2 separate regions of the Homo sapiens genome follow, and region 1 is linked to region 2. The links are chromatin contacts, found by Hi-C in ENCODE. All regions are on one chromosome and are shown on one strand. Each heading gives the region's core, a stretch centred on a gene start or an enhancer-like site at or near the end of the contact. The rest is flanking DNA. Distances are from core to core; before and after follow the strand shown.

The links. A loop is a pair of places that touch in the nucleus more often than their neighbours do. Pooled maps may share reads with other maps.
Region 1: a loop to region 2 is called in a pooled map of gastrocnemius medialis, with 2.3 times the contacts of the local background. The contact joins the promoter of FBXO40 here to the promoter of KPNA1 in region 2. A Hi-C loop is called at or near these places in 2 of 50 pooled maps.

What each region holds. Positions count from the first base shown.
Region 1 is chr3:121,592,075-121,594,826 of GRCh38, forward strand. It overlaps FBXO40 (F-box protein 40), which reads left to right and starts at 1,305. Exons shown (of 4, transcript NM_016298.4): 1 at 1,305-1,428. RefSeq lists enhancers at 662-1,861, 675-1,325, 1,326-1,977 and a silencer at 1,248-1,542.
Region 2 is chr3:122,513,569-122,516,527 of GRCh38, forward strand. It overlaps KPNA1 (karyopherin subunit alpha 1), which reads right to left and starts at 1,371. Exons shown (of 14, transcript NM_002264.4): 1 at 1,189-1,371. It overlaps LOC107984000 (a long non-coding RNA gene), which reads left to right and starts at 1,461. Exons shown (of 2, transcript XR_924403.3): 1 at 1,461-1,560. RefSeq lists a silencer at 649-1,338.

The DNA of each region.
Region 1 (2,752 bases), core at 55-2,554, 920 kb before region 2:
TCGATGGCTGTTAATCACAGCCAAATTTAGCACATCTGCTGTTAGTCAAAATACATTCAAATACATTCAAATAACAGCTGGCATTGTGGAGCACTTGGCATGTGGTACATATCATTCATGTGCCTTATGTGTACTGACACAGTTACCTGTGGTCGCACCAAGTATCATCGCCATTTCACAATGGGGAAAACTGAAATAGAAAATGGTTAAGTAAATTTGTCAAAATCACATACCTAATCCCAGCACTTTGGGAGGCTGAGGTGGGAGGATCATGAGGTCAGGATTTCGAGACCAGCGTGACAAACATGGTGAAACCCCGTCTCTGCTAAAAATACAAAAATTAGCCAGGTATGGTGGTACGTGCCTGTAATCCCAGATACTCAGGAGGCTGAGGCAGGAGAATCACTTGAAGCCAGGAGGTGGAGGTTGCAGTGAGCCGAGATCACGCCACTGCACTCTATCCTGGGCAACAGAGCGAGACTCTGTCTCAAAAAAAAAAAAAAGAAAAAGAAAACACCAAAGCCGGGATTCTATATTTTTTTCACTCACAAGATCCTGAATGAGTTTATCTGAAGATGATAAGATAAAGAACGCTAGACTGAGAGTTAAACAAGCTCTCTGGGGCTTTCCTCTGGCTCTTCCACTAACGAGATGTGTGACCTTGGATGAGCAATTTCCCTTTTCTGAATCTCTGTCTCCTCATCTGTAAAAAGAGGGAGCTGGACTAAATGACAGCTAAAGCCTCCTACAACCTCTAATTCTCTCACACTGGATTTACTCTACACCTGGTATCTGAATTACAAACTCTCCCTTTTCCAGGAAAGATGAAAGGACCAGGGGAGGACAGACACTTACTTGTCACGACAAGAGATAGGAGAAACTGAAGCAGGACACCATGTCATTTGCACAAGTTGCTGCTTCAGCCAGTGATGGGTTTAGGTGAGGAGCATGGTTATAATTAGAGCAGCAGCCAGTCCTGAAGGCTGTGCCAGCCTCCTTCAGCACAGCTGGGCCTGCCGACTGCACATGCAGGAATCTGAGAGGCTGTTCTGGCCTTGAAAATGATCCTTCTTAAAAGGATTTTCCTCCTTCCTCAAGGGAAAGAAAACCTATTGATATAAAACTTCACTTCCCATTCAGTTTCCCCTGCTAAATGCCACTCCAGTAGAGACTGAGTGTTGATAAATACAGGGGAAGGAAAAAGTCGTAAGCTGAGCCTGGTCACATTGCCCCTTGTGATATCGTTTTATTTTTAACTTCGCAACACTTGGACTATTTCTGTTGAAGTTTTCTCTCCTTTCCCTGCCTTCCCAACAGAACGCTGTCCTCTACTGCAGCTGATGCAACCCAGCCACCTCCCGGCAATCCGCTTACTTGCAATCAAGGGTTCAGGTGCAAGCAGATGCTGACTCAGCCTGTTCCATTAAGGTAAGTATTCAAACAGGAGCAGGTGCACCATGACGAGGACATTCAGTGGTGAATATGCAGATGAAGCTGAGCCGCATATCACTTTTGTGTCCTGTGGAAGAGGATTGTTAAGCAAATTAGTTATGTAAAGATGTGGGGGAAAGGCTGGCACTGAGAATGAGATCCAGCCGTGTGTAAATTTCTGTTTCCATTTCAAGAGCAGGTAGAGTACTTGCTTTCTGACAGCTTAGGTTCTTTCTTCTATAATCAACAAGAGTAGTTATGATATCTGTAAAGTTACAACATGGTGATGGGTGGGGGGATCTGGGGAAGTGGAGGAGGTGGTGAGGAAACAAGTGGAAGGCCTAGAATCCAGGATTTCTATTCCCTTTTCTTTCTTTTTTGAGACAGTCTTGCTCTGTCACCCAGGCTGGAGTGCAGTGGCACCATCTTGGCTCACTGCAGCCCCTACCTCCCAGGTTCTAGTGATTCTCCTGCCTCAGCCTTCCGAGTAGCTGAGACTACAGGCACATGCCACCACATCCGGCCAATTTTTGTATTTTTTTAGTAGAGACAGAGTTTCACCTTGATGGCTAGGCTGGTCTTGAACTCCTGGCCTCAAATGATCCGCCCACCTCAGCCTCCAAAAGCGCTGGGATTACAGGTCTGAGCCACTGTGCCTGGCCCAGAATTTCTATTATTTATTTATTTATTTAATTCATTGTTATTATTTTTTTGAGACAGAGTCTCACTCTGTTGCCCAGGCTGGAGTGCAGTGGTGCAGTCTCAGCTCACTGCAACCTCCACCTTCTAGGTTCAAGAGAGCCTCCTGCTTCAGCCTCCTGAGTAGCTGGGACTACAGGCCTGTGCCACCACGCCTGGCTAATTTTTGTATTTTTAGTAGAGATGGGGTTTCACCATGTTGGCCAGGCTGGTCTTGAACTCCTGGCCTCAAGTGATCCACCCGCTTCGGCCTCCCAAAGTGCTGAGAATACAAGCATGAGCCGCTGTGCCTGATCAGAATTTCTGTTTTCTAAAGTCTAAATGCTGTGATCTTTTCTCCAGTCAACATTTGCTATGTTTGCTTGCAAGTCATTCTCATGTAGCTTAAAATTTCGTCTGCTGTGTCATACTACTGGTTAATAAGCACAACTGTATTTTCTGTATATACTATTCAAACTCCGCAGAGTTTAACACCTTTTTTTCGCCAACAATATTCTCTAAGTGTGGCCCTCTTCTCCCCAGCTCTCTTGAGTCCAAAATGCATCCATGAAATATAAGTGAAATATTTCTCAAGTTGAAAAACTTATATAGGCTTATGCACCAAAACCAAAGATTGTTACAA
Region 2 (2,959 bases), core at 121-2,620:
CTAGTAGGGAGGATGCCTTGAGGCCAGGAGTTCCAGATCAGCCCGGGAAACAAAGCAAGACTCCATCTCTTAAGAAAAAAAAAAACAAAACAGGAGGGGGGAAATCACTTCATCTACTAATAGAGATTTTTAAGCAACCGTTTATTTAAGAAAAAAGGGTGAAATTCAAGTTAATATTACTTGACAGTACGTTTCAGAAAAAAAAATACTCTGCAGAGCTGGGTGTGGTTGCCCAAGACTAGTCCCAGCTACTTGGGAAGCTGAGGCAAGAGGACAGTTTGAGCTCAGGAGTTGGAGTACAGCCTGGGCAATATAGCGAGACCCCATCTCTTTAAAATACAAACAAAAACTCGGCAATCGTTTGTTCTGAGTTGAAACCTTAAAAATCAAATATTTTGAACGCTTTCATTTAAAAGTGGAACACGACCCAATCCTAAAACATTACTTCATGACGACTTCCTTGACTCCAGTCATCCTTGTTTCCTCCTCCCGTTTTGAGCTTAATCCGATACCTCGCTGCTTCCCTCGCATCGCACACGCGGCGTGCAGACCAAGTTCTGTCATTGCTATAATTACCACACCCCCGATCAGCCGCTCCAGGCCCATGTTGTTATGACATCGGTAAACTGCAGCCGGCCGTCTCCACCCCCCGCTTCCCCCACCTCCCTCCGGGCCGCCGGCTCCGACCCGGTCTGTAACTTGTGAATTCCCAAGACGGTCCCTTTTTGCCAGGGTTAGAATTTTTACACGCCACCCCTGCTCCTTCCTGCCTCTGTCACAGCGCTCTGCGCGGCCCACCCCCGCCTCCCGCCCGCCGCCCGGCCGCGGCGCAGGCTCCGCGCTCGCCTCCTCTCCGCCCGCTGCCTCGGCGCCCCGCAGTCCCCGGCGCCGCTTACAGCCCCGCCGCCGCGCCACGCCGCCCCGCCCCGCCTAGCCTCGACCGGCGTTCCCGATGGCGATCACACCAGGGCTCCCCACCCCCACCCTCTCCTCCGCCGGCCTTGTGGCCGTTAGGACAGCCGGGCCCGTGACGCACGGACGCGGCGCGAGCGTCCGGCCCAGGAACCCCGGCTCTAGGCCCTGCCGGCACCCGCCCTCGCCCCAGGGCCTCTCCTGAGTCCCTCCGGGACTGCCCGGATCTGCCGGCGGGAGGGGGAGGGGCCGGGGCCGCAAGGCCCCAGCACTCACCAGGCTCAAGGCAACCGATCCCGGTGCCACCGCTGAAGTTAGCCCCTCGCTCGCCCGCCCGCCGTGCCACTCCCGCGCACAACCTCGAAGAGCTGGCCCGCGCCTCGGCGGTGCTCACCAGGCCTCGCTCTCCGCCGCCTCGCACCGAGCAGCGAGACTCAGCTCAGCCGGCGTTCGCAGTGCGCCTGCGTGCGGGGGCCGGCCCGAGCGCCTACGCGCGCCCCTCCGGCGCTTGTCGCAGAGGCTGCCGGGAGACGTAGTCTTGTAACGCTCTCTCGCCGGACATTCCTAATGGTTAGCGCCCAGCCTGTGAAGAGTCGGGGGTCGGGGAGGGGGTCTCGCTAAGAAGGAGGTTTGCAGACCATGGCAAAGGTTGGAGAAAGTTATATGTACAAACCTGTCTTTGCTAAGCTCTTCCAGGGCGGATCGATGCTCACCTCTGTATAGCTTCTAAGTACCTAATACGCGTTGATGGAATGAATGATGGAATGATTGAAGGCTGAGGGAGTATTACAAAATTAGTAGGTCAGCGCCTCGTGTCTAAAGGGCTCACATGCAGCATGAATGCAGGAAGCTTCTGGACATTCCTTTTTTAGTTATCTCCCATCCCCTTTGCTTGATAACGTATGCGTAGTATCAAAAATAATTAAGGGCCGGGCGCGGTGGCTCACACCTGTAATCCCAGCACCTTGGGAGGCCGAGGTGGGTGGATCACTTGAGGCTAGGAGTTTTGAGACTAGCCTGGGCAACATGGCGAAACCCCGTCTCTACTAAAAACACAAAAATTAGCAGGGGGTGGTGACGGGCGCCTGAAGTCCCAGCTACTCGGGAGGCTGAGGTGGGAGAATCACCTGAGCCCGGGGTTGACGGTGAGACTGCAGTGAGCCGAGATCGCGCCACTACACTCCAGCCTGGGCAACCGGAGTGAGACCCTGCCTCAAAAATAATAATAACAATAATAATAATAATAATAATGAAACTACATGAAACACATACTCGTTTTACTCTCAACTGCTCTCAAACGAAAACTTGGAGCAAATGATTGCTAATGTTAAATTTCATGGAATTCTTTGGGGGAGCAAATGGAGTAGTGGCTTCAAAAGAAGAAAAACTGAAGCCAGCCTAGCAGGGATCACGGAATAGTAGACAGATTTAAAACACATGCCAAGAAGCAAGGTGAAAGAGATGAGGTAGATTAATACATTTATAAATGTCCCAGGGAAGAGGAGAGGAGAGAGGACCACTCTACCTGAATCCTAGGTTATGCAATGTTCATTTGTCCTGGACTTCTCTCTGCTGCATCAGCATTCTCCCGCTGATGTTGTGTTTACTAAGATCAGAGTTGAGTTTGAGCAAGGGGGCTGGGGAAAGGGAAGGTGTGTTCAACAGGAGAGACTTAAGGGCAAGTTTGCCTGACCACAGCTAGACTGAAGACAGATCACCTTATTCCAATAAGGAACTAAGACTGATTATTCAGAGCCGGTCTTCAGTCTTTGGGAAAGCTAATTTATTTCCGGTTCACCCTTATTCCTAGCTAGTCCTTGATGGTCCCATCCAAAAGTCTGGGGTATTTACTAGGGCCTCTTCTCTTTGGTGGGCCTTCTAAGCCCCATGAGACAGCCATAAGCTCTTCTCCCTGTTTCAGCCACTGCTTTCAGAGTCAGCAATCACCTTAGCTTTGGAAAAATGATGGCAAATATCAGGCTAACCTCTGGTGGCTTCCTTTTTCTTCCAGACCTTGCACTCACAAATTCTCACTTCCTTGGTAGCT